Regions from separate parts of the Homo sapiens genome. Here region 1 is linked to region 2. A link is an interaction called in ENCODE POLR2A ChIA-PET data of the cell type or tissue named here. Cell type or tissue: PC-3. All regions are shown on one strand. Each heading gives the region's core, and the rest is flanking DNA. Links, peaks and the distances in the headings are about the cores only.

What was found. ChIA-PET counts read pairs that join two places held together with the same protein. Peaks named below come from ENCODE experiments on the same cell type or tissue, not always from the same donor. Only the 100,000 strongest peaks of a DNase experiment are listed, where the experiment ranks them.
Region 1: POLR2A ChIA-PET joins it to region 2 with 8 read pairs; 2 of 35 experiments call an interaction of 5 or more read pairs at or near these places.

What each region holds. Positions count from the first base shown.
Region 1 is chr5:61,529,553-61,542,164 of GRCh38, forward strand. It overlaps ZSWIM6 (zinc finger SWIM-type containing 6), which reads left to right. Exons shown (of 14, transcript NM_020928.2): 8 at 500-646; 9 at 1,913-2,173; 10 at 5,932-6,067; 11 at 9,262-9,419; 12 at 10,044-10,207; 13 at 12,332-12,413. Among named protein-coding and RNA genes, the nearest start is that of LINC03122, 100 kb to the right of the region's middle. In PC-3, for the core only: no CTCF peak of the experiment used is centred there; a DNase peak (open chromatin) is centred at 9,759; H3K27ac peaks cover 2,441 bases.
Region 2 is chr5:61,642,409-61,659,273 of GRCh38, forward strand. All of the region lies in intron 1 of LINC03122 (long intergenic non-protein coding RNA 3122), which reads left to right. Among named protein-coding and RNA genes, the nearest start is that of LINC03122, 13 kb to the left of the region's middle. In PC-3, for the core only: no CTCF peak of the experiment used is centred there; no DNase peak of the experiment used is centred there.

The DNA.
Region 1 (12,612 bases), core at 7,305-12,304, 110 kb before region 2:
TCAATTTACATGACCCAGTTAACACTGATTTAGAGAGGTCTCTTCTGCATATCGTGGTAGAGTTACCAATTGATAATTCCAGTGGGACTTCTTAGTCCTCTCTAATGCCCCCTCCTAGGGAAGTGGGGGAGTTGTTCCTAATTTCTCAAAAGAAAATTTGGAATTCATTTTTCCCTATACAACATAATTTAATAGTGTAAGTAGTAATGTTGACTCAGTACCCTAGACACATGAATTAAATAGATGTTTGGGAGCTGTCCTGGAAATTCAGTACCATTTATATTGACTTACAGATGAACCTTTAGAACTCAAAATAGTTGACAAGTTGGGGATTATGGTACCTTTTGATTGGTTTCTTAATTAAAAGAGAATTTCGAACAGAATTCAGAACTGGTTTATCAGGATGCTGCTATTAAATGGTAAAGCCTCTGTTTTCCCCACTTCTTTCCCTTCATCTCCCTTCTACTCCCCCATTTCTCAATTCCCTTTCCTTACACAGAGCTACCCCATAAAAACATAACCTCGATAACCAATCTGGAGGGCTGGGTTGGACATCCCCTGGACCCTGTGGGCACTCTCTTCAGTAGCCTTATGGAAGCCTGCCGCATTGATGATGAGAACCTCTCTGGGTTCTCAGATTTTACAGGTAAAACCATTGACATTTGTCTCATGTGCTTTTCTTTTTCTAAACCCTGAATGGCAGTAGTCATTGTTTTTCTTTACATTATGTTTTATGGAACCATGTAGTTAACAGCACCTTTGGTTAGCAAGAGAGCAAGAAAATGGGCACTGTCATGCTTTCACGCAGGCTGCTACAAAACTGGGAAAAGTCTTAGAGTTGATAGTTGGCAGCCTGTTTCGAGAATCTTAAAAATATTTATTCTCTTCTAACCAGTGATTCTGTATCTACGAATTTATCCACATTTATGACTACTTCTTAGCATAAAGTTATAAAATAAAGATGTACATCTTAGCATTTAGAACTAGAAAATCTAGTTTAGGTGCTTTTCAAATTTGTCTTTGCATTGAAAGTGACTTGTCACTTAAATATTTTAGTCTACTTTAAGGGGGAGTATTAAATGTCATTTAAAACTGTTTTATATCATACATTCCTTGAAAGCTGTGTTTTGAGATTTCACTTTGGCCCATTGAAACTTAAGAATCTTGACTAAAAAGACTGCCCAAGGGCAGTGGGTGGAGGTAAGGCAGGGAGTAACGATGTCCCTTTGTTGCTTCCATGGCTGGATGAGCTCAAGTCTTGCCCCTTCATAATTTGCCCTGTGATAGTTGCCTTCATGGACTGTGGGTAACCCAGACACTGTCAGGAGGGTGAAAGGCATGAGTCTGAATTCACTTTCCTTGGGAGTTTGATGGTTGAAGTTTGTTATAATTTATAATAGAAGCACTTTAATGGAGACAAGAGAATGTTCAAAGAATCATTCCTCTTGTGATAACTGATGACTCTTGGATAATAAAAAGGACTTGAAATTGGGTTATATATGTTATGTTCCCTACTGTTTTTATTATGGAAACGTTTTGAATGCCAGGATTTAAAAAGTGGTGAGTGCAAGTCATCGTGTAATTTTACTATTGTGTAATTAAATTTTGTTTTTCTCTTAAGTATTCTTAGTTCATATTTTCTTAGATTTATAGTTTTCTTTGGTGATTTATTTTCAAGGGAGAAAAGTATTTGTAATGTTATATCCCCCAAAACGTAAACATTTAATCATTCATGGTCATTTTTAAAAAGATACTGGAAGACTGCACTTTAGCCTAAAAAACATGTTTTCTGGCTTTCTCAGCATTAATCCATAATTCATTTGCTTGTACGGGGAAGTATAAATATTTGTACTTATCATATCATCTGCAAAAGTAGTTTCTGAGCTCTGATTTCTTTTGTGGCATTTTGCAGAGAATATGGGACAGTGCAAGTCTCTGGAATACCAGCATCTACCTGCACACAAATTCTTAGAAGAAGGGGAATCCTATTTAACGCTGGCTGTGGAAGTAGCCCTGATAGGGCTAGGACAGCAGCGTATCATGCCTGATGGGCTGTACACACAAGAGAAAGTTTGCCGGAATGAGGAGCAGCTCATTTCTAAGCTTCAGGAAATTGAATTGGATGACACACTGGTGAAAATTTTTCGCAAGCAAGCAGTCTTCCTATTAGAAGGTAGCCTGATACAGAAGTTTTCCACTTATTTAGCCAATTTGACTTAGGTGCTAATCTTTCTTATGTTAAAAGTGCTATCTGAATGCATTTAATATGGTAGTTATCCTGATTGCTATAGTCATGGGGTATCAAAGACATGTTCGCTGTCTAAAAAATAGTGTCACTGAATAAAAAAGCATGGATGTTTAGATTTGTATCATTTGATTTAGGTGGTTATATATGATAGCCTATTACAAAACAGCTGCATTTAATGCCTCAAACCTTGAAAAGAACCTATTTCATTCAGACTGTGTTGTTCCTGAGATAAATGCAATTTTGATATTTAGTGCATTATTATTGGCAGGCATGTTCCTATTTCCTTGATCAATTAAATAATAAAACAGTAATTGGCTGGCCTTCCTCCAAATTATTGGCGGTTACATGACACCTGGGTTTTGAATGTGTCATACGCACACGCTAACAAACGACTGAGGGCTGTGCGAGTGAATTTCTGCTGCACCAACTAGTTATTTCAGAGGATTCATTAGGCACAGATTCATCAAGGAAAAGGTTTCATAGAATCTGAGGCACGGTCTAATTTCCTTCTTCTCATAAAGTTAAGTTTTAAAGGGCCTAACAAATTTTGGCTGACACTATTTTTCAGATTTTTTCCCCTCTGAAAAGGTAAATGTAATTCATGTGGTAGTGTGATCTTTCGTGCAAATTTAGGTGGTGTGTAACTATTGCTTCTGTCTCTCAAGTATATGTGTGTTATTAGTGTGTTATTATGGGATTCTCTGTGATTGATAGCCTCATAAAGTATGTTATATTCATCTTATGTTCAGAACTACTACATATAGGGAAGGGATTTAGATTTTCAGCACCCCTTTTATTTGTCCAAAGCAAAAGATCTACTTAAAAGAAAACATTTTCTTCAAACATACTTTACTTTTATATGTTTTAGAAATGCATTTTAAAGGGAAAATGCTCTTCAGGTAAACCTTCTTAATAGCATGCTTAATTTTGGTAAAAATTCCCAGTGGTAATTTTTTGAAGCACTCTCCTGAACCTGTTTTTTTCCCTGTAAAGATAAAAAGCCCATCTTGACACTTGACAAATTTCAAGAGTGATCCTGATTCTTCAGTTACTGTTTTCTTTCAGTTTTCTCCCATATAATTCCTTATGCTATAAGCAATGTCATTAGTCACAAGCATTTTTTAAATGCTTTCTGTCACTGACTATACTGACTTTTGATTTCTCTTATACTGAAGTTTAGAAAGAAGATCTGTGATTTTCAAAGTTGATAGTGTGTGGTATCTGTATTTACCTTCCTAAATATGTCTCCATGTCCATTTTTCATGAATATTTTTGAACTTTGCCCTAGTCTTGATTCGTCCATCCCTCCCGTCAAACATTTTTATGAGTACTGTGCCTGAGAAGGAGCATTGTTGACTCATCTCTGCCTCTTCTCCTTTCCTGGCCCTGCAAGGCCCACAAAGAGTGAATAGGTGCAGGACAGGAGGCAGTCCAAGGCGGGGAGGCCACAGGGCCATTACTGTAAATGCTAGAAGATTGAGAACTCCATGACTGAATTGACTACACCAGGGCACCAAGTTCTTCGTGCAGTTATACTCTTTGCAAATGTCAGAGGCAAATTAGTTAGCAGGCCCAGATATCTGGAAAGAGGAAGGAGTAACCCAGTATTGTTGCTAGTATTAATCCCTCCTGGCCACAATATTGGATAGATAAATTAGCATATTGAACAAGCACCTCTGGGGAAACTTGGTGCCAAATATCAAGTTGTCATTATTCAGTAGTACACTAGAGTCCAGGAATTACACTAATTATTAATCCACAAATAATTATTGGATACCTGACTGAATGTTTTACTTGTTGAGTGGTATCATAGCAAATAATTGATTATGTATCCTGGATCTCCTGAATAGTACAAAAAAGGTAATTTGGTGGTTTAAGGGGAAACAGTGAAAGAAAATGAAGGAGAAATGAAGACTGTGGCTAATCTATAGATTTGCTATAATTAGTCCTTAAGTAAAATAGTTAGTGTGTTAGATTGGGCTGCCATAACAAAATACCACAGATTGTGTGGCTTAAACAACAGAAATGTATTTCTCACAGTTCTGGAGGCTGGGAAGTTTAGAATCATGGTGCCAGCCTCATCATTGGCTTCTGATGAGGGCACTCTTCCTGTCTTGAAGACAGCTACCTTTTCTCTGTGTCTTCACATGACAGAGAGATCAAGCTCTCTAGTGTCTCTTCTTACAAGGACACTAATCCTGTTGGATCAGGGCCCCACCCTTATGACCTCATTTTACTTTAATGCAGGCCCCAACTTTGGATACAATTACATTGGGGCTGGGGGCTTCCAAATGTGAATTTTGGGAAGAAATACATATTTAGCCTGTAACAGTTAATAACTTAAATAATGTAGCCTTGGTATATGAACAAAAGGTGCAGTCATAATGCTATATGAACTTTTGAAGAATATCAAATCACTAAAACATTTAAAATTAAAGATTAATGGATTTGGTAAAATTAGAGATTTAGATGTTAGTTTAGGTGAAAAAATTTGTATGATTTTAAAGTACTTAAATAATGAATAATTCAAAAATACTATCAAAAAACTCAACTGAATTAAAATAACCTCCATTAAAATGACCTAGAATATATTGTGCTCATAACCAACCACCAGTTCAGTAACTGCTCTTACCATTTCTTCTGAACTGCATTTCTTGCATTCTAAACTCTTCACCACACTGGTTTTTCTCATGGAAAACAAATATAGCATGTCCTCTGAGCAGTGGTGTCATGGTTCATAATTCTAGAAATCATGAAACAGATGTTACCCGAAGGTAACATGGAAACTAATTTATTAAAAACTTTACAGTAACTAAACCTCAGAGTACCTTAGTGCAAAGTGGTTGAACTAACCACTGTGGTTTCCTTTCAGAATTTATTTTAAAAGTCTATGTTGCCGTTCTCAAAGCAGCATTCAGGGAGCACACAGGGGAAGTCAGCTCTGCCACCACGCCTGTCAGAATTTACTAAGAAATGAATTTTGACAGCTTAAGTGTAATTTTGCTTTTAAAATTGGCTTTCAGGAGCCCAAAGAATAGTAAACTTCCAGTTACTTTAATTTTTTTCTTTTGCCTATGATGCGTATGAAATGGGTAACTATTCTTTTTATTAATAATCACTTTCTAGGAATTAATATCTGTTGCCACTCATTAGAGGCAACAATGTGTATAGTTAGAGAGCTGTGGTTCAGAATCCTCCCACACCTCTCACCCCTGATACAGAGCACCATTTTCTGGAAACCTGGCATATTTGTGTCCCTAACCCTTCTTAGGTCCAGGGGTAGTTTCCATAGTTAAGCTGTGGTGTCATCTGTGCATTTACAAATCAAGATGCTCTGATGCCACACATTGAGAGAGGATGTTGCTCAAATGCAGCAAGGTTTTACGCTATAGAGGGTTCCTTTCTCTGAGGCACTTGTATTGTGAATGCTGTCTGCCCCTGAGTTCTGGGTTTTTCATCTAGCTGTGGGACAGTTAGGGGTTTGTTTATGAGGTGAAATCTGTAACGGATGCTATACCCTGAAGAATCTTTTTTGATTAAGGATTATATTCCTTTCTATATCATTTACTTGAAATTCTTATTTGTATATGTTATAACTTTATGTGACATTTTAACAATATGCTTTACAAGAAGTGTTAGTTCATTTTTTAGGAACGTAAAATGTGTATGCTCTCTTCCCACAGCCGGACCATATAGTGGTTTAGGTGAAATAATCCATCGGGAGAGCGTTCCAATGCACACATTTGCCAAGTATCTCTTCACCTCTCTCCTACCTCACGATGCTGAATTGGCATACAAAATTGCACTGAGAGCAATGCGGTATGTATTCACAGCCCAGCTGGGCAGAGGCAGGCCACATTCCCACTGGGAAGCATGGCTGTTAACTGACTTACTCCTTCATGTTTCTTATAGGCAGCAGAAAAGCTAAAGAAACTATGTATTTATGCTTCCTGTATTGTTGTGGAGGTGATTTGCTTGTTGGCTTGTTTTGCTTCTGTTTAAAGTAAGGGAAGGGTTATCCTTGCTGCTATCAGACTCAAGCACACCGTGGCTTTTTCCTACTTTTTCGTGAAGCACAATTCAAGCCAAGTTTAATCATAAAACAGCAACAGTTGAAACCTTCATAAATGATTAATTGTTTTGAAAAAATTGATTTTTGAAGCAGTAGTAAATAGTAAATATACTGGCTTGAATATAATTGAGGGAGACCTTCACACCTGCTGTAATTCCGCATTCCATCAGTAGTGCAGGAAAGCAACTCCCTGTATTGCCAAGGCACATCTGTATTCACTGGAGGCTGAGAGAAGGTGGGACGTGCATTTAGCAGTGAAGGAGTCGCTATTCGGGGTCCTTCAGGCTCTGCCTGCCTCTCTTCTGACTGCTTCCATCTCCTCATCGGTCTCTCCTTTTCAGCAATAACAGTTAGAATATGTTGTTCTCTACCACCCACCTTTTTATTTCTACCTTCTTTTAAAAGTTATTTCACATAATAATTATTTTTATCACAGATTTGTTCAAGGTGAATATTTTAATGAGTTCAAGATTATATTTTAATCTTACAAATAACCTTTAAATTTTAAGGACCTAAAAGGTACATCCATCTTTCTTAAAACATCAGCATTTTCTTTTTCCTTTAAAAAAATTAATAAAACACTCCTGTGCTTCTAATGGAAAGTACAGATCACCTAAGGACAAGCCATGTTGTAGACCTAAAAGCTTGTGTGTGCTGATTAACAGTTTGATCTCAAGAAGCTTTTCATCAAAGATTCTATGTCTGTAATCAGAGAAGTAGATTCTAAAACAAATCCTTGCCTATAAATTACCAGTGTCCCCAAAGTTACCCTGTTCTGAAAGTATTGAGTGTAGCTTATGTGTATAAGGACACCTCTTTTTTATGCAGTGATAAGGATGTGTGTATGTGTCTGTGTGTATACCTATGTGTCAGTGTGTTTTAAGGCTGACATCCTGTAATTTGACATGCTTTCCTTGGCAATATGGAATCTTACTAACCTGCTGGAGAATCTTCTTAAGTATTCTTTTTTCTATTTTTAAAATACCAGAAAATAAGTCAATAACAAACATCAGCAAAAGTCCCCCACCAAATTACATTATACCACTTGGTTTATGTTTTAGAGCACGATTTTAAAATAAGTGGGTTCCTATTTTTATTTTTGGAAGCTGAAATGGAAGCTGTCTTATGAAGACATATGCTCAACTCTATACTTACTCAAATCTTAGGAATTCTAATCTTGTTTTAAAGGGAAGATGTTAATGTTATGGTGCCACCAGATGCTGTTGCTACTACCACTGGCAAAGTTTAAGGGTAAAATAGCATAAAGTTTCTGTGTGGTTCTGGCTTATGTAATGGTATGTGCCAGGCAGAAAGGCTTGCTTTTCTAACACTCACAAACTCATTTATATTTGTCCTTGGTTGCTGCCAAGGCAGTTTCTTAATGGGGAATACTAGCAGGGTACAGGGGAATTTTTTTTCCACTTTCTCTCTTCTATCTGCCACTACTATCCTGCCAAAGGTCTGCCATGGAAGGCAGGTATGTGCCCCACCAGGTATTGCAAGGCAGCCCAGGGAACAGGAAGGAAAAGAGAGATGTAGCTCGCATGCTTCTTAGTCCTTCTGGAAGAGGAAGGCTAAGGAAGGTCATCTTCAGCACTCATTTTCTCATCTTCCCAGGGATGTTGATTAGTTTCTTCTACAGTAAGTCTGGCAAGACCTGCCTGTGAATACGAGGATATTCTGAGTTAAAAAAAAAAAAGCTAAATAGCAACCCTGCCATTATTCTTACTACTTAACTGCCTACCTTGCCACCTTCTCTACTGCTGACATCTTTTTGTTCCTAAATAAAAGGAGAAGAGAATGAGCCATTTGGCTTACCAGGCAATAATTGCTCTTGGGTGGGGCCTTGAGGCCAGCATCACTCCCAGACCCAGCTGACTCTTCTTGGTCTCCAGCTCTTATCTTATTTCATAGTTCTTAACACTGGTGTACTTGACTGAAGGCCGGCATTTTGATGGTTGTAAATAAATTATTTCAGCTTTAGGTACTCTACTAAGCTTTTTGGTACTTTTAGAAGAGATTACTAAATATTTGCTTTGCTTTTAGAAATTTTTTCATCAGCATATTCTTTTTTTATTTGTTTTGAGACAGGGTTTTGCTCTGTTGCCCTGGCTGGAGTGCGGTGTGGTGTAATCATGGCTCCCAGGCTCAGCTGATCCTCCCATCTCAGCCTTCCAAGTAGCTGGGATTACAGGCACATGCCACCACACCCAACTGATTTATATTTTGTAGAAACAGGGTTTCGCCATGACAGTATATTCTTAATAAAAAATCAGAAATCACTCTGAATTTATGCAAAACTGTCAAGGGACAGACACTTAGGTCACATTTATCTTCTGTAATATGGTTGGTAGAACATAGTCTAATGTCAAATTCCTGGAGTCATAAGAAACTAATTGTTCAGAAAGTATGAATGGATGGAAAAGAGGTAATTTTTGTCTTACTTCCCTTCTTGTTTTATGTTTAAATAGGTTAAGCTTATTCATCTTAAGTACTCACTGCTTCCTGACTGTGATCTCAGTCTTAAATATCCATTTCACTATCAGTTTCTGTTGATTTATTTTTTGAGTCATAGAATTCAAAATTTGTAGGTAAACATCAAGACCTGTGTTTAAAAGTTCTTCGGTGTTTGCGTATCTTAATTTATTTGAATATTGTAATTTTCTGAATGGTGCTAAAGAAAGAAAATCTCTTAGGTTTGGGTGATGAACAACTAACAAGGTTTGGGTGATGAACAGTTATTATTAGCAAACAATTAGTAGTCCAAAAAATCTAGGTATTTTGCACCCACACAGCAGAGTATAGCTGTACCAGCCCTTGCTGAACTTGAGTAGAGGCCTGAACATCTACCCACTCCTCTGGCTTCTGTTGGCCAGTCTTTCTGGCCAAGGACATGGTCAAGAAATAACTAGGGGCCACCTTCCTTGTCTTCTCATTATAGGTTACTAGTATTGGAATCTACTGCTCCATCAGGAGACCTCACCCGCCCACACCACATTGCATCAGTTGTTCCCAACCGCTACCCTCGCTGGTTCACTCTAAGCCACATTGAGTCCCAGCAGTGTGAGCTGGCATCCACCATGCTAACTGCAGCCAAAGGTACTGTACTGTCCTGAGGCCTCATAATTGTTTCATTCGTTTGCCTGTTTATTTTTTTTAAGTCTTGTTTTCTATCAAATTCTCAGCAGTGGTGTTAATGTCAGATAGGTTGAAGGGATCTTTTTCTTTAGATGTTAGCTTTTAAGGCAAAACAGGTGGCATTTTCCTCATTTACCTGCATCATTAACTTGCTGCCAGCAGAGTTCAGGTTAGTTACCATGCTAAGAAAATATAAATGGTTGAAATTCAGAAGCAGATTTACAAGTTGGGTTACATTTTTTTCTTCCTGAAATATTCACCAAAAATACATAAGTAGGAACTAGGAGAGCTGTTGCTGTCTCATGTTGGTCCTGGTTCATATGTGCTTTGAGTCATTGAGGGTGTGTCTCAGTGTATCTTTTTTTGTGAAGCCGAGATTCACAGACATTGCAGTAATTATGGGAGCCCTAGTTGTAACACCTGTGCCATCTGTGAACATGTTAGGTAAATTAACTTGTGCTTTATGTTTTGTTTTGTTTCTTTTTTCCCCCTCTGTGTGTGTGTATGGTTGTATGATTTTTGTTTATTTGTTTGTCTTGCTTTGCTTTGATTTGGTTTGGTTTGGTTTTCCCTTGTTCATTGCAGGCGATGTTCGGAGGCTGGAAACAGTATTAGAATCCATCCAGAAAAACATTCACTCCTCATCACACATCTTCAAGCTTGCCCAAGATGCATTTAAAATAGCAACTCTCATGGACAGTTTGCCAGACATCACTCTTTTGAAAGTGTCTCTGGAGCTGGGCCTGCAGGTACATGACTGGTAGTCTTTCCTGGGACATCAAAGACTGCTAAATAAAGGCACCTCTTAGGGTTGTTTTTGTTTGATTGGATTTTTGAGTGCAGGTAAATGACTCTTTGGAGTACAAATCTGTTAGACTTCAGGAGAGAACTGTATTTCAGAGACGTGGTCATTCCCAGCTGAACCAGACTGCTATGTAAGGTGCATGGACTGTACATTTAGCAGCCTAATTTGTGTCTTTCAATTAAAAAAAATCATTTTCTGAATTGCAGCCTTAACGACACTGTTTCTCCTTTGAATGAAGGGAGAAGAATTATTGCTAATAAGAGACTTAAATAAAGCTAGCATGTATAATGAAGATTCAGTTGTTAGGGTTAAATTTTTAGAGGAAGTATAAATTTTTATTGATGTTTGCATTTTCATAATAGATGGGCAGTTCTAGCTCCTTTTAATAACTCTGAGAAAAATAGGTAAAGGAGGAGTGATCGGGCCAGAGTCCAGTTTTAGATTTCAGCAGAACAGAATACCAAGGACATTTTGAGTTCGTCATGCAGATAGATGTTTGCTTCCTTATAGTTTCTGAACAGATCACTGGATAAACCAAGAACTAAAAAGTTTGTTTCATTTTTCTCATGGAATCTCTATTAACATTTGCTTTCTTCCCATTAAAAAGCAGTGAACAAAATTGTTATACCCCAGTTACCTAAAGAATGGGGAGTATAATCCCCTGATTGGATAATTAATCTGGTGTTTTAGTTGTGGATTCTCCCTTACAGTGACTAATAATGTTTAAATAATAGGATCACAGGAAAATGTACCTACCATGGTAACATAGAATACTGTACAAGCAAAGGGTATAGAAGATTGCTTTTAAGCTATATAGTGATGGTTCAGAAGTTTTTTGTTTTTTTTTAATTCTTGTTATTTGGCTAATTTTTGTCACCATTTGCCTCATCTTAAAGATGTGATGCAGAAAGAACCATTAACATGAGCTCTCTTGTTATTTGGAATTCATGGTAAATAGGATATGCACGAGAGCTTATTCCTTGACTCATTCTTTCTAGAACCTAAGAAGGAATCTCACAGGCCCTTTGTGAGTATTTCTAGAACCTAAAAAGGAATCCCACAGGGCCTCTGGGGATATGATGTCCCTGGATATTTTGTGGGTTTTTTTTTTTTTTTTTTTTTGTTGTTGTTGTTGTTTTGTTTTTTCAGATGGAGTCTCACTCTGTCACCCAGGCTGGAGTGCAGGGGTACAATCTCAGCTCACTGCAACCTCTGCCTCCTGGGTTCAAGCAATTCTTCTACTTCAGCCCCCTGAGTAGCTGGGACTACAGGCGCACGCCACCACACCTGGCTAATTTTTATGTTTTTAATAGAGACGGGGTTTCACCATATTGGCCAGGCTGGTCTCAAACTCCTGACCTCGTGATCCATTCCGCCTCAGCCTCCCAAATTGCCAGGATTACAGGCATGAGCCACCGCACCTGACCGTCCCTGGATATTTTGAATCTTTAAAGAATGGGGGAATTATGAAGAGGGAGATATGTTTATTTAGGGACTTCTTGTTAGAAAGTGAAAAACAAAATCAGATCACTAATGATATCAAGGATGATTTTTTCCCCCATAAACCTGGAGTTACCTTCATGGTCACCAGAAAAGAGCAATCAGAGATTGAAGGAATAACTAAAATGATTATTTTAAAATACCTCTTTCCCCACTGAGAGTTCCTGGTTAGAATGAATTCACAGGAGCCTCAGAAATTGAACTATGGAATGTTAAATCTGGGGAGGGAAAAAGGGCATGGGCTGTGTTTAATGCTCCAGTCCAGCCCTCTGATTTTGCAGATGAGAAAAGATAGAGTAACTGGTTCAGATACCACATCTAGTCAGTGGGCCCACCAGGAGGAGAATATGGGCCTCTTGCCAGGAGGAGAATGTGGCTGTGGCAAGGCCACCTGGGGTAGCCATGGACAAATCCAAATTCATATGTAGAGCTTTGCTCTAAATTATGCTTTCATCTTCCTGGTGGTAGACAGTAGGTATGCCTTATATGCCTTATAGTTTATCCCCCCCCTTTTTTTTCATTGACTCAGGATAATTTTCTAAAACATTTTGTTACCCTGTTTTTATAGGTTATGCGAATGACACTGTCAACCTTAAATTGGCGACGGCGGGAGATGGTGAGGTGGCTGGTAACGTGTGCTACTGAAGTCGGTAGGTAAACTCTGGAACAGAAGCTTTCCTAGGTGCCTCATGGTAGGATTTAACTTGTCAGTTACAGACATGTGAACATATTCACTCTTTTATGTTGACTTCTCCAAGGCTCCTTCTAGCAGTCCACAAGGGCTTCCTTCTCCCTGACCCCTTACCCCTAACCTTCAGTTATACATACTTGTATTATTCAACTTGAAAT
Region 2 (16,865 bases), core at 5,995-10,994:
TTCTCTTTCCTTCCTTTTCTGGACTCTACTTCCTGAGAGAAGGCTCTTTGTCCTCTCTAAGTTTCCTCTTCTGTAGGTTGAATTTCCCTAGCTACTTCCACTTCTCCTATGGTGTGCCTCCCTGCCGCTCTTTTTTCCATGCATGGACTTTCTAACCCCAGGCTGCCTCTGTCTTCCAGTGGGGCCCTCACTGTTTCTGTCAGCAGCACCTGCAATTTCTCAGTCAGCCAGGCTTGGACAATTGAACTTAGCCTTGCCTCCTTCTTCTCTCTTATCCTGAAGCTGTTGGGAATTGCGTGTGCACACGCATGTGTGTGTACACGTGTGTGTGCACAGTTCTCCATAGGAGGTTTGCACATTTGTGACTGTTTTTGTCCTGGAGAAGTCCCCAAGGCAGAAAGCAAAAATGTAGCTGGTCTAAGCTTGAGGTGGGTCATGCCTGTGGCTGGACTCTCTCAAGGAGAGCCTGAAAGCATGTGGAACTGCCCACCACAGCCGAGGCTGAAGCCAGAGGAGAGCTGCGGCCAGGGGATGTGTATAGCACCAAAAGTGGCTACTATACAGAACCCCACACCTGCTTAAAGCCTTGCCAAGATGTGTTTTCCATTGCTGTCAGGATGAGTTGTGTGTCTTATTTTTGCAGACAAGGCCTTTCCTGAATGATACAGTTTGGACATTTGTCCCTTCCAAATCTCATGTTGAAATATGACCCCCTGTGTTGGAGGTGGGGCCTGGTGGGAGGTAATGGGATCATGGGAGCAGACCCCTCATGGATGGCTTGGTGCAGTCCTTGCAATAGTGAGTTCTCATGAGATTTGCTTGTTTAAAAGTGTGTGACGTCTCCCTCTTCTCTCTCTTGCTCCTGCTCTCTTCATGCGACACACCTGCTCCCCCTTCACCTTCTGCCATGATTGTAAGTTTCCTGAGGCCCTCACCAGAAGCTCATCAGAAGCAGATGCTGGCACCACTCTTCTTATGCTGTCTGCGTAACTGTGAGCCAATTAAACCTCTTTTCTTTATAATTTACCCAGCCTCAAGTAATTCTTTATAGCAATACAAGAATGACCCAATACACTGACCTGGCTGCATGCACCTCTCTTCTCTTCTCTTCCACTCCTGAAGGACACTGTGCCACAGACATGCTGAGCAATATTCCAGCCATGCTGAATGCTTAATATTTCTTCTAACAGAACCTAATACACTAAGATGTTTGGTTCAGCCCTGTTGGCAATGGGATCCACCAGAGCTTCTGGAAGCAAGTGGGCAAGGGTTACTTGACCAGATTGATACTTTAGAAAGAACAAGGTAGTCTGAGGTTGGAGGATGAATGAAAAGGAAGTAGAGTGCTAGAAGAAATTCACTGTGGTTGGGCTTTATCCTGAGGGCAACGAGGGTGCTGTGGGTAGGTTTTAAGCAGGGAGGTGAAGGGATCATGCTGGCATGTGAGATGACTTGCTGCAGGGTAAGGCATGATTAAGGGTGACTTATTTGGTATGGAGATATGGGGAGAGGCAAGGATGATGTCCCAGTTTCTAGCCTGGGCAAATGAGTGAACCCTGTTGCCATTCACTGATATGGAGGTCAAGGGATGACGATCAGGTGGGGAGGGAGATGATGAATTAATTTAGTTTTGAATATTATGAGTTTTAGGTACTTTTGGAACATACAAATAGAGTTGTCTAAAAGTCTGCCCAAGAGAGAAAACTGGGCTTGAGTGATAGATATAGGAGTCCTTAAAGGAGATAAGTGGCCAGGTCCAGAGAGTGTGTTTATTGAGAGGAAGGCCTTGGACTGAACCCCAAGGTACACCAGGTTTCAGAGATGAGTAACCCATAGAGAAGACTGAGAAGGAGAGAAAGGTCAGAGGTAGGGAGGATAGACAGGGTTCGGTGTCATGGAAACCAAGGGAAGAAGCTTTCTCAAGGGACAGGCTGACAGTGTCAAATGATGCTGCAAGTTCGTGTGAGATGAGGATGGAGAAGAGTTTATTGGTTTTAGTAACAAGCAGGTGGATGGTGATACGGGTGGCAGGGGCTTCTGTGGAGTGATGAGGTCAGAAGTTGGTTGCAGTGGGTTGAAGAGTGTGTTGCAGTTGGAGATGTGGAGATAAAGGGTGCAGACACATTGTATTTTTGAACGTTTGGTTGTGCAGGAGAGGAGAGGCCAGAAGCTTGAGTGGAAGGTGGGTTTGGGTGATGGTTAAAAAATAATATTGTGAGACACTAAGTCTGGGTATGGTGGCTCACGCCTGTAATCCCAGCACTTTGGAAGGCTGAGGTGGGTGGATCACCTAAGGTCAGGAGTTCGAGACCAGCCTGGCCAATATGGTGAAACCCCATCTTTACTGAAAATACAAAAATTAGCTGGGTGTGGTGGCTCACACCTGTAATCCCAGCTACTCGGGAGGACGAGGAGGAGAATCATTTGAACCCAGGAGGCAGAGGTTCAGTGAGCCAAGATCGCACCTCTGTACTCCAGCCTAGGTGACAGAGTGCGACTCTGTCTCAAAATAATACTAATAATATTGTGAGACGCTAAAATGGTTTAAAAGTTAATATGGAGGATCCAGTAGAGATGGAAATGTTGACCCTACAGGGGAGGGAGAGAATGATACACACATTAGAGAGGTATCTGAAGAGGTGGTAGAAAGGAGGGATGGGATGCAAAGGAGCCTTACCCAGGAGTAGGGAGAGCCCTGTCACAGCGACAGGAGGGAGGGAAACAGGGCCAGTGAGGATGCAGGAAGGTAGTGATGAGACTCGGAAGGGGTTCCCACCAGGTGATTTAGTTTACTTTGAGAATAAGGGAACAAGGTCAGCTGATGAGGTTGACGGGGCAGAGGTAGCAACCTAGGTTTCAGGAGAGCAGAAAAGGTTTAAATAGCTGCTTGGGGAGCCAGAGAGCTGCTGAGGGAAGCTATGGGTTTCCTGGAAGTCCCAGAAGGCTCAGTTGACTTTAGGTGACCTTTCCATGGTCTCTAAGTAATCTCTGTCCCTTTCACATTCTCATGTGACTCATATTACCTGTACCTCTCTCAGGACACTTACCACTTTCTAACTCTTTATCCACTTGTTTGTGAGCATCTTGGCTCTCCTCTAGACTGTCCTATGCTCCACAAAGGTGGGCTTTGTCTTTATATGACTAACATCACTGTGATGTTGCGTTGCATGTAGAAGGGGTTCAACAAACATTTCCGGAATAATTAAGTGAGTGCAGCCTGACCCCGTAGGAGGTAGCAGGACACTTAATCTGTGCCAATGTTTATTTAGAAAGCAGGGATATATCTAGTGTGCTCTGAGAGCAAGACATGTTATTTCATAGCTGGAAATATAGATGTAGGGGTCATCAGGGTTTATAAATGGCCAAGTCCAGAGAAATTTGACTCTGGTATTCTATTCTTGTTTAGAAGCTCTGCAGTTCCTCACACCCAGCTATTGAATTCAAGCGATCCTGGAGCAGCATCCTCAGCCCTATCAGACCCAGCACTCTCTTTCACTAAAATAGATTTTGTAACTTCCATCACTTTCTTTAGATAAAATTCATTGATAATCTAACCCAACTTTACATATAATTTAAAAATTTAATGTAATGTCCTAACTGTAATAAAGAGGAGAAGTAAAAGGAGAGTAAATTATAATCAAAGAATACTTTTTTCAATGCTCAGGACTGTGGAAACTAGAAGAGAGCTTCTCAAAATTTTAAGTACATATGACTCATTTGGAGATCTTATTAAAATGCAGATTCATATTCAGTGGATCTGTGTGGTGCCTGAGATTCTTGTTTCTAACAAGATCCCAGTCAATGCAGATGCTACCAGTCTCTGGACCTCTCCTGTAGTAGCAGGGAACTAGGGCTCATGAAGAAGCCCTCAAAGCTTTCCTCTTCTGATAGTGAAGCACTTGGATTTAGGAGAAGTAAAACAACATTTAATCAAATATTGATGACATTTTATTTAGAGTTGGCATGTATAAAATAAGACATATATATATCATCATTATGAATGTAAGAGTTTCAAAGACAGCTTTATTCAGGTGTGTCCTATTGGTGACTCAGATACCATGATGTGACTTTTGGAAATGGTGACTAACCCTGGGGAAGATTTTAAACAAAACAAGGTAAATATTTCCCCAATTTTCACTGTAGTTTCATGATTGGATAATTCAGTATATATTGAATTGTGCAAAAAAATATTTTGTGTTTATATGCAAAACATAGTCTGAGAAAAATATAAATAGATTTTTCACCTATACGTATGTCAGGTGGGACTTCAAAGTCATGTAGGACATTGAACAATTCTTGGTTGGGACCACCTCTATGAGGCATTGCAGAATGTCTACAGCTCTGCCCCTGCCCAATAAATGCACCAGTGCTTCCCAATCATTGGAACAACCAAAAATATGCCCTCAAGTTTCCACAGTGCCCCACCCCTGAGAACCAGCAACCTAGAGGAACTGAGGAAGAAGAGCAACTGTAGGTGGAAGCTTCTGGAAGCACATGCATCAGAGCCCACTGCTGTTAGCAGAAGGTGCATTTCCCTGGGAAGGAGACACAACCAGATTGCTTCCACTAAGCCGACTTTGCAAATCTGCAACTGCTGAGTGGACACAAGTGGCTGGAAGCCATGCTGCATCACAAAGAAGATAGAAGTTACACACTTTCCCAAGGCAAGACATGATCAAGATGCTGCCTGAGAGGGAAGAATATATTTTTCTAGGTGCAAATTAGTGCCAGTGATGTTTCTGTTAAAACTCTCAAGTGAGCCCAAGGTTGTGGCTTTGTCATGCTTGTGTATTCTGGAGAAGAGCAAGAAGTAGGTAAGGTAGGGTCTGGCCCCTCCTGGATGCCAGCAACTTCTCCAGCTCCTTCTGATGCCAGGCCTCTTTGCGCTTACTCTGTTTGTTCATTTGTTTTTTATTTTGCTTTTGTGGTATCTAGACATTCTTTCAGGTCTCAGGGCTCTCTTATATACTGCTCTCTGTGCCTAGGATGTTCTTCAACTTTCTTATCTATCTCTAGCTACCTTGCAGACTAGTTTAAGTGACTCTTCCTCAAGAAAGCCTCCTGGACTGCCAAGACAAGGTCACAGACAATATCTTCTTTTAAGCTTTCATGTCAACTTGAACTTATGCTTTATAGCATCAACCACAATGTTAACTAAATAATAATTGGTACCTAAAGTCTGCTTTTGCTTCTAGATATGAACTCCCTGAGGGTAGAGACTGTGTCTGTCTGGTTGACCAGTTCCACTTGCCACCAAGCAGACACTCAATACTTTTTTGACGAATGCATGAGCGCCAAAGCAAAGGTGTTTTATTTATTTTTATAAATAATAAAGAGTGTTCAGGCCAGGAGTCTATAGGATTAAATTAAACTAAGAAGTACAGTGAGGCACAAGTGAGTTCTGAAGGAAAGAGGAAGCCATGGAATGTGGAGAAGTTGACTGGCAAGCATACAGCCAGCTGCTTGTCTTGCTGCAATCCCGTTGGGTGCAGTTTGGGTATATTGCATGCGCAGTGTCTGTATATCAGCTCCCTCTCAGAGCAGGGGCTGGAAGTGTGCAGGCAGAATGAGGTGACTCCTGAGGACCGGATGCAGGATCCCGGTGGACACAGGTCAGTATATCTGCTGGTGAGTCAGGAGGAACACACACTTTCACCCTGTTGGGAAGTACATTTGTAATAAGGCAGGACCCTGGCTTGCTTTCCAGTGTCTGTTGTTTCTGGACTTTGGAGAAGTTTGTTAATTCTCCTCTGCAGTTGCCTCATCTGTAAATGAGAACATTACCTATCTCAGAGATGGGCTAGCAGTATTTAAACACGGGGCCCATGCAAAGTCCTTTGTATGTTGTAAGGTACTATGTAAGTTATACTCAGCTGTGTGAGTGGCTGTTACTCACCTATGTCCTAAGCAGGCTCCCCAAGCTATCTGGAACACCCGCACTGAAGACAGCCTGCCCAGGATGCAGGATGCTGGTGTTCAGCGACAACGCCCTGCCACACTCCGCTCATATTCCTGAGTACCCACTGCATGCCAGGAACTCTTCTAGGCCTTGAGAATGCAGAGTGAACAAAGGAAAGTAGGCCGACTGGAGTTGGGTATGGGATTAGAGAGGGATGGAGATGGGGCTGTGCTATTTCAGCTGGAGCAGCCAGGGAGGTTGTGGCAACTGAGTGGAGATCTGAACAAAGTGAGTGAAGAGCCAGGTGCGGTGGCTCACACCTGTAATCCCAGCACTTTGGGAGGTGGAGGCAGGAGGATCACTTGAGCCCCGGAGCTTGAGATCTTGGGCAACATACTGAGACTCTGTCTCTCCAAAAGATTTTTTTTAAAAAGTTAGCTGGACATGATGGTGCACGCCTGTAGTCCTAGCTACTTGGGAAGCTGAGGCAGGAGGATCCCTTGAGTCCAGGAGTTCAGGGTGATAGTGAGCTATGATGTTGCCACTACATTTCAGCCTGGGCAACAGAGTGAGTCCCTGTCTGTAAAATTAAAAAAAATAAAAAAAAGTGAGTGAAGGAGCCATGGAAAAAATTTCCAGGATCTGTACGAGGTTATTATTTTATTTAATCCTTTTACTAATCCTGAAAGGCAGATATTTTACAGAGGAGGAAATGGAAGCCCCGAGCTGACCCAGCCTAGGGGCACAGGGCTGGGTCCATGCTCTTCCCATGCTCTGCTCCATCCTGTGCACTTGCTACTTCCTCCCTTTTCAGCCTCAGATGTCTTACTATGTCCACCTTATTCTCTTCCCATCAGCTTTATGTGATCCTTTCTTCATCTTTCTCTTTATTTCTCTTAAAAAATGAACAAAGAGAAGAAGGAGTAAAATAACCTGGTAACTTGATGGACACATATTCTCACTGAGAATGTTGTTTTTAAACTCTAAACTCATCCCATATGCATCCGCCTCGCTCCATCTCCCCACCACCTCCGAATGCAGGTTATCACCACCTTTTGCCAGCAGAGGCTCCTAACTGCTCTCTCTGCTTCCAATTCACTCTCTGTGCAGCAGCAAGGGTGATCTTTTAAAAATGTAAATTGGATCATGTCACTCTGTGCTTAAAATCCTCCAGTGGCTTCCCACTTGCACTCAGAATAAAATTTAAACTTCTCATCCTGACCTCCAACCTGGCACGATCCAGCCCCTGCCTACCTCTCCAACCTCACCTTGTCCCACCTTCCCCCTGTGCACTCTGTTCCTGCCACTCAGATCTCATTTCAGTTCCTCAAACATGTCATGCTCTTCCCCAACTCTGTACTAACTAACTTTTCCTCATTATTGAGTCTTCAAATTAAATGTCACTTATGCAGAGAGGCTTCCCCTACTCACCCACCCTACATTAGGTCTCTCTTGTTATTCTCTTTCAGCCTCCAGAACCTCTGGTAGACTAGGAAGCTATGAGGGCAGAGGCTGGCCATGGCAGGCAGGCTAACAAAGGACCTAAAGATCCCACCACTGGGTTTTCATGCACATGTGTGGTCCCCTCTCCTTCTGTGTCATCTGAATCCAGTGATTTGCTTTGAATCAATAGACTGCAAAGGTGACGGGATGTCATTTCTGCAATTAAGTTTCAAAAGATAGTGACCTATGTCTCGCCAGCAGACTCTTTCTACTACATTCTTTGGCATTCACACTTTGATGAAGCAAGTTTTGTACTGGAGAGACCCCTGTGGCAAGGAACCAGGGCTGGCCTCTGGTCAACATCCATCAGGGAAGTTCGGGCCTCAGTCCACCAGCCCTTGAGAAATTGAGGCCTTAGCACAGAACTTGGAAGCAGATCCTTCCCCAGAGGAGCCTTGAGAGGAGGCCACAGGACCTGGGCTGGCCTTAGACTGCAGCCTTGTGAGAGACCGGAACACAGAGGGTCCAGCTAAGCCATATGTGATTTCTGACCCACAGAAGCCGTGAGACAATCCGTGCTGTTTTAAGCTGCTAAACTGGGGTGATTTGTTACACAACAATTGATAACTAGCACACTGAGCATTCATTTGGAAATACTTGTTGAATGAATGAAGGAATGAATGGCTTAGTTGTGCCCTGAACCTCCTGAACAGGGATGGGGAAGCGGTTGTCCAAATGTGCCAAGATCTAGCCTGTAATCACCATAGCTCTCTGCTCTCACATGTCTTCTCACACAGACTGCATAACAAACCCAAACAGAAGGCCTATTGGCTTCCTGAACAGCTAGTTTCAAGCAAATGGTGTTACCTTTGACTTAGCTTTCTGAAAACTACCTCTTCTGCCTGTTAGGATTCAGTGGTCTCCTAATGAGATGGATTTCAAAACCCAACATGCATCTTTTCCAACAGTGCGTGCCTTCTCCAAGGGGAGAAATAACCCCACTCTTTTCCCTGGTTATCAATGATACCATACTCATGTGGCAGAGCCTCCAAAATGAATAATTCATGGTCTATGAGTACATTTCATGAATATATAGGATGCCATATAAAAATAACATAAATGTTTCCTAATAGAATTAATACACTTTCGAAGCAGTTCAGCTTGAGGCAATTATTGCACTTCCTGGGAGATACAAATTACTTTGCCCTCAGCCTCATGCCAAATAACCCCCCTAAGACACACACTAATTACACAGAAATACACTGCCTGCCATAGCTCATTGACTAATTGACAATCAGTTTAAAACTTCAGCAAAATATCTTAAAACTTAGGCTTTGCATTTAGCAAGGAAACCAATTTTGTTTATCTCCTCATTTTGGTCTGCCTCATTGGCAAAGTTGTAGTATGGTTGGTAAGTAATGACTGAGCAGGCTTATTATAATGATCAATGGTAAAAGAAAGCATTCCATCATACTGTATAGCATTTCCATCTCTCATTTCTGTGATTCTATTAAGAACAATTACCAATAATATATCCGTTAATGTGATACAAAAATAGAATGCAACCGTGTATGTAATAGTTATTGCTAATGTGCTCTGCTAAGCTCAGTGTACACTTGTCACTGACTCATGCACTATTAAGATGTGGCCTTTCCAAGCTCTACACCCTTTACATTCTGATGTAAGCACATGCACCCACTGAGTTCATGCTGTACCTACACACATTCCTTCTGCCTTAAAAGTAAGTCATGGACAAAAGTTAAATCCTTGGGAATCCTTCTTTACCATATCTTCTCTATTTACCAATCACTGTTAGAGACCCAACTTCTTTGTAAAGCTATGTGAGCCTACGTCTGCATAAATGTTGTTTCTAATCACCTTCATTATTCCGAGAGTTGACATACTATCAACCTTTGCTCTGGAGTTTCTGAAATAGTCCAATCTTAGAGGGGAAGTACACCCAAATACCAGACAACTGATTTATAATGAAACATCTGGGGGAATGACCAATTCACTCATTGGAGATTGCTGTTCTAGGTGCTACAGAACAAATCTGTAGGAGTTTAGAGTTACAGACGGGGCAATCACTGTGGGATTGCTGGACTGGCATTTCTCTTAGGATTGCATCTGGTTGCAGCCACGGAATGTCCAACCAGGAGTGGCTTGAACAATTTGGGATTTATTTTTCTCACAGAATGAGACTTCCAATGGCAAGAAACCAGGGGCTGGGGTTGTGGCTCAGTGACGATATCAAAACACCAGCTCCTTTTGCTTTTCTACTCTTCCGTCCTTTGCTTGTGGGCTGGTTGCCTCATGCTCTGGAAATGACTGCTGCAGAGAAGCGGGGCAGAGTCTGCACCAAGCTGCCTTGAACATGTCTATTGGGAAAGCACATGCTCGGCCCCGAACCCTCATCAGACTTCAGCTTAGGTCTCGTTAGCTAAAACTGTGTCCCACTGGCCTCACTTGGCTACAGGGGAGGCCTGGAAACAATAGTTAGTTTGGGCACAGGGCTGTCCTAATAAACAAGGTTTCATTAGCAAGGGGTGAACGAAACTGGAGTGGGCCATGAATGGGTCTGTCATTGCTGATAGAAGATGGGATATCTAGCTGCAGTGTGAGGGATGGGTAAAATTGAGGTAAGAAACAGAAGAGGAAAAGTGGTCCTTGGTGGAGTTAGAGTGAGAGTAACTCTGGGAAAAGAAAGAATAGCAGCATGTCTAGGAGACTGTGAGAACATTGCTCCAGGAAAATTTTGTTCAGAGAGGGTGGATAAAGGTCAGATGTGTCTATAAATCAAACAACTGATTTATAATTGACCCTGTGAAGTGTGTCCAGTTCCTGAGGCAGCCCCCTATCCTCCCCTACTCTTAACACACACACACACCTCATTCTCACTCCCAGGGCCATCATGGGCAGGCTTAAGTGGACTTTCTGACCAAAGGGAATAAAATCTTAAGGGATTCTATGGCCTGCATTTTTGCCTTTTCCCCAAGCCAGAGATTCTCAGCATTGGCTATATATCGGAGTAACATGGGGGAAGTTTTAAGCACTTTGATGCCAAGGTCACATCCCAGAACAATTAAAGCGAACTCTAGGAGTAGGCTAAGTATGTGCTGGTAAAAGTTTAATAACCAGCTCTCTGGAAAACCAGTGTTCATGTATACATGTAGATAAATTTATTATAATTTTACTGATGAAAAGGATGTATGGTATACAACTTACAAATAATAATGAAATATACAATACTCTTTATTATAGAATGCTCTCCTGCAACTTGAGTCTCAGGTAATGCTTTCCTGCATTTTTGCTGAACTCTTTTGTCTGTAGTTAACCTAGGGCTGCAATTCAACCATGATTTGACAAAATCAGTCTACAAATAAATGCTTGACTACTGTCCAAATTCAGTCACTGACCCATGAATGTAGTTTCAACATGAATGTTGGTTGATATTTTCATTTACATTAACAGATAACATGAAAGTAAAACAATGAAGATGTATGTTGGAATTTTACTTGTTCATTAATCACATGAGAGACTTCTTTGCTGATGAGGTAATAGTTTTCAACACTGGGAGAATATTTTCTCAGTTTTCTGTGCTATTTATAATGTAATAGTTACAGACACAATGTACATTAAGTTTAATTTGCATTATTAACATTTTCTTAAGTATAGACCAGGGCTTGGCAAAGTGTTGCAATAAAGGGTCAGATAGTAAATATTTTATGCTTTGTGGACCACAAATGATGTCTTCCTCCTCCTCCTTCAAAAAAAGAATCCTTTAAAACTGTACAAACTTGTAGGACATACAAAAATAGACTTCAGGCTAGATTTGACCTGTGGGCTGTAATTTGCCAACCTCTTATGTAGACAATCAACAATACGATAAATCAAGCCCTGATTTATAGTGTTTGCTAATTTCTGTCGATGTGATGGCACTGACCATGGAATTGGGAAGAGATACATAACAACACGTCTTAATATAGTGTTGCCACCATTCAGATGTGGTAAGCAACCTCAAAAGCATAGGAGTAGTAAAATTATTATGAAGTGATAAGTTTTGAGTATTTATTACCTTTATTTTCAATGACTTATTTAATTATAAGCTTATGTCTTTTGATCTTTAATAATGACTGTGTTTAACAATTGGCTCTGAAAATTCCTGAAAATTTAACAGCCATCTTTTCTGAGCTGGGAAGAACTGGCTCTAGCACACCACTGGGTGGACCCAGGCATCATGATTTTTTTTAAGCTCCCCAGGGGTTTCCAAGGAACAACGACTGCTGTCAGTACATCTGGCCCCTTAAAGACTAGAGCAGAATACCCAGGGGTGTGGTTTTTTGGTTTCTTCCCAATCTGTCAATCACATTTTCTAAAGTCTGATTAATCTGTTCCAAGTTTCTCTCTCTTCCTATCCCTGGAATAAACCCCTGACATCGTCCCACCAGCCTCCCCAAGCCTCTGTGGTCTCCCGCTCTAATTTACCACTCTTGCTACTTTTCTGTCTGAGCAATTCACCAGGCTCGGTCTTATTTACTTGCAACTCTTGGGCTGAATACTGCAGCTTTCCTCCTTGAACCAGTGCCTGACACACAGTTAGTGCACAACAGATATGAGAACCCAGGTTCTATCATGGCTGCATGAGCAGGAGAGGCCAGGTCAGGAAGGGTTTTTGTATGACTCATTGGCCTGTTGTACCTTTTTTTTTTTTTTTAAGACAGAGTCTTGCTCTGTCACCCAGGTTGGAGTGCGGTGGTGCGATTTTGGCTCACTGCAACCTCCGCCTCCTGGGTTCAAGCAATTCTCTTGTCTCAGCCTCCTGAGTAGCTAGGACTCCAGGCGCCCGCCACCATGCCTGGCTAAGTTTTGTATTTTTAGTAGAGATGGGGTTTCACCATTTTGGTCAGGCTGGTCTTGAACTCCTGACCTCAGATGATCCACCTGCCTCGGTCTCCCAAAGTGGTGGGATTACAGGCGTGAGCCACCATGCCTGGGCTGGCCTGTTGTATCTTATGCTCATCGCAGCCTTCCCCCTGCCCTGGTCCTCAGGCATCCCTGCAGGCTTTTGCTCAGCTAGCTGCTGAGTCATGTGGTCTGTGAAGACTGGAGAGCTGCAGGAGAAAAGAAGCCCTGAGAGTCCTCACCTTCTCTTTCTGCTTTGGCAGCATCACCAGCTGTGGCTGGGTCTTTTTTCTGGACTCCAGCTCCTGTCGAGAGACCCCTGTTATGATTTTGGCTCCCCCGGACAGCCCTGGCTCCTGGGCTTTGGTGACATCACCTCTTTCCTTTGACCCTCAGGCCTCATTCCTGGCTTGCTGCTGGTGCTGATCTTTGGATTGCCTTACCATTGCCCTTGTCATTTCACCTCTTTCTCCACCTTTGCAACAACTCCCCTGTATTAAATTTCCCCTTCAGCTCTTTTGTTAATGGGGCCCTGGCAGATTTAGCCTGAAATGCTGCTCTGAGGAGTCTGGGTTTCATGCTTTCTGGTAGTTGATTTGACATCAGGAGAGGCTTTTGAGAAGGACGTGATATGATCAAATGGAGCAAATGGGTGTTTGATATTGGGGGTTTCATGGATGCCCTAGAAAATTTGTAAATAGCCTTTAAGTGTCTATGAGCATGCCACAGTTGTCTGAAATTTTATGCATATGTGCAGAAGTGACTTTTTTGTGTGTGTGGGAAGAGATCCTATAGCTTTCATCAGATTCTCTGTGGGATTTTAGAATATCCTAAGAACTACTGGACTAGAAGTAGGATCAGTTAGCAATGCAAATCACTCAATGCATCAGAGTCCCAGCAGGAAACAGAACTCACTGGAGATGGTTCTGCTGGAGACTTTAAAGAAGGGGCTACTTCAGAAGTGTGGGCAGAGGTAGGTGGACAAACAAGAGATGGGAGGCACCCCAAGTTTAGCACCAGTGGGGAGCTGGTATCCCCAAGGATGAAGGGCCAAGGGGAGGAAACTGAGGGACTGGGGCCCATGATAGTTGGAGCCCTGGAGGAAGAGCCTCTCGGTGGAAGCAGGAGTGCTGGAGGGACACAGTCTTCTTCTGAGATGGGGAGTCCAAGCAGGGGACAAGGACACAGTGTAGCTTCTCTCTTCCCACTTGACTGGCCATTAGTGCCTCCCCTCGTCTCTAATACAGTTGGAAGCCAGCAGCCAAGGGTGTTTGGGTGATGTGGTCTGTGGGGTCAAAGTGGGGGAGAGAATGCAGTAAATGGGTAGATTCGGACAGAGCAGGGTAGACGGAGAAAAACCAACATTCACAGAAAATACGTTACTTAGGACTTCCAGCATTGTGCAAGAAGGAAATTGACAGAAGTCATGTTTGGTAGTTGCCGGCATCATTCCTCACGTTCTGACTTCTGGATTCTGCTTTTCATCAGTCCCTTCTGCACTAACTTGCCCAGCCTAGTAAAGTCATATAAAGAGAAGCAAAATTCAGAGGATTCTTTTGTTGTTGTTGTTAACCTTTTCCTTCCACTGCTACTTACAAGCTCTCTGACGTTGGAAGTCACAAAAATGTCTCTGAGCCTCATTCATCAAGTATGGAAGAGGTTGGGTTTGATGTTTTGCATTGTGCCTTCTGGCTTGAAGGTTTTATGATGCTTTAAGAGGGTCTTTGGCTTCCTCCTTATGAAAGGCATGTAGTGCTCTGGCCCCTTCTAAAGGGGTGAGCCGCCTTCCCTTGCCCGTTGTCGCCTGCAATGGTTTGAAGGCTGGAAGAGAGCACAACAGCAGTACCCCAGTCCTCCAAGGAACAGACCGCAGCAGGTTATTAGCATTTTATCGACTTTGGCTCTGCTGTTGATTGTCAGGATCTGTAGTGAAATACTTTAATATACATTTGAGTCTAAGTGTTACCCAGGCCGAAGGAGCACTAATTTTGAAGATATGTTTGCATTATAGCCTGTGTTCTAGAGAGACCCAATATAAAGAAACACACCCAGCAACTCTGCTTACTCGGCTGGTGGAGGGAATTGAGGATTGTTGCTGAAGGGAACTCACTTTTGTATGCATTTCAGAGATTTAATTTTATTAGCCAATGCAAATGATCTGTTCCACAAATGTAAAACAAAAGGACAAGAAAATGATCCCTGTGTCAACATCAGGATGTCTGACTTAAAATCCCATTCGAATAACTCCCTAAAAATGATCAGACACTGAATACATTATTTTTCTGACTTTGACAAAACTAGTCTGCACAAAGAAGCAGCCCCATGAGGTTACGGATAAACCAACCACCTTAAAACTTCAGCATTTTCATGTCAGTCACAGATTTTCTTAAGGGCCAACTCACTGTTTAAGGACTAATGTGTTTGGAGAGGGAAAAAAACCACACTGTGTTATTAAGCAGAATCCCCTTTACATACAGGGATCGGATCAGTTTGCCCGGATTGTGTTGCCTGCTTTATTGTCCTACTTCAAACACGGGGCCCTGGGCATCATCTCGAGGAAGGGCTGATTGAACTGTCGGCCTGACACTTGTCAGCTGTGGATAATACGGGCTTCAGTCCGTCATGCTCACACATAAATGAACCATGACAGAGATAGACTGTTGAATAGAAAAAGCAGTTTTACTGTGGATAACCTTTCTTGAATAAATGCAACAAATAATAAAGTCTGAAAAGGGGGAACATGTACCTTAGGAAAGCAGTGACGTTCAGAACCAAACGGTTATTATCTTTTTGGGCCATCAAAAATTGCCCATTTATCCAAGTACATTATTGAGAGAAAAGCTAAAAGTGCTATGATTATCATAAAAATGATGGCAGTTGAATCTATGCAGTCTTCAATATTATATCACATAACAAAACCTAGTTACAGCTCACCAGGATTGAAAAAGGAGGCATTGTTTGTGTACCAAATGGAATCCACAATTGTTCTTAGAAAATGGTGGCACACATCTTAATTAAAAGAGCAGAAAAAGAATCTAAAGCTCTTCTTTATGTCTTTAAAACACTTCTCCTTTTTTATTAAAAGAAGAAAAAAACAGAACTCCCAGTAGAAATTGTGGAAACTCTACATTTCAATCAAGACAGTCAAAAGAATGATTTGAATTTACAGGCCTGTAATTGGAACAAATTGGAAACAAAAGAAGAGCTCGTTTAAGCCACGTGATGTGGCCACAGTGCTGCCGTGTACAGTATGTTAGAAAAAAAAATCATGTTTCTTTAAAGCAAAGCTAACTCCACTGCAGGCTCTGAGCAATTTGCATAAATGTCTCTACCATGATTTTTTTTTTATTTATGGGCCCTAAGTTTCTAATTAAATACTAATTAATACTATCACCAGAATTGTCTCCCATCCCCAGCTCTTCATAGCTTTGTCACTTTGATTAATGCACAGTCATTTATTAACTTATTTAACAAGCCGGGGTGCCTCATGACAAACTAGATTAAATTATCCTCATAACAGTCTCATTACTGGAAAAAGGGAGTTTTAAACTTAATAAAAATTATCCTCAATAATGTTAAAGCTTTTTCACCATACCCTTAAAAGACAGAAATAGGTTTCTTGTTTGATTTATAATATAAGGAGTTGTATAAAGCATCCATTAATAAAATTTATAAGTTCATTTAAGCTTGCACATTACAGTAGTGCTGTAGCCTTGGGTGCTTATTATTTAACTTTTGCTGTAGTTATGAAGATAATTAATGTGCTGACCAGACAGGGACTAAAATACCCACCAGAACAAGATAATTAGAGACATAAATAATGTTTAGGTTCTTGTGTGCTGCTCTTAAAATTAATTGTTTTGTTTTCCATCCAAACTTGATAAAGAAGAAAATAAGAGTTTACCAAGGAACTGTACGATGAAGGTGAGATGTTTGTTTCGGTGGACTGGCAAATGCTAGCAAGTCTGGCAGTTTTTGGGCTGGAGGAGGGAGCAGATGTGTCAGGGGATTTGGCTCCTTCTGGGAAACTGTTCGACCCTCATTGCTCTCTGTCGCCCTCTGGTGGCCAGGTCCTGGTGACACGCACACCTTGCAGCCAGGCCTGTTTGTCAGTGGTAGGCGGAGGGGTGAGGCAGAAGTGGGAGCTGGAGGAAGTCTCTTCATTTAAGTGCTGGGATAAACTTCTCATCTCAGTCAGATTCCAGGAGAAGGGGGGCCCCAGAGGGAGCTCAGCATATCTATGGCAGCAAATCTTCCTTGCTGACAAAGCAGAATCCAGGAAGCTGTGGCTCACTCAGGCCCTGCCGGTCTCAAAATAAATAGGCACAAACGCTTTAAAACATGCGTGGAGCGCTGACCCTCCATGGGGCTGTGTGCTAAAATAAGTGTTCAGCATGTTCGGAGGGCAGATTCTCTTTTTATTTTCAGTTTCTTGCTAAAATAGCACCCTTGTTAAGGGTCTAGGTGACCCGGTAGGAAGAGCAGGGAAAGGTATCTGCTGACGGAGGGTCTACTGTCTAAATTTCCTTCTGGCCTGGGCCGTCCTGAGTCTTTGGGTGGGGTTGTGGGAAAGGCGCAGTAGCTCCCTGGTCAAACAGGGAGCTGCCACCCTGTGTAGACA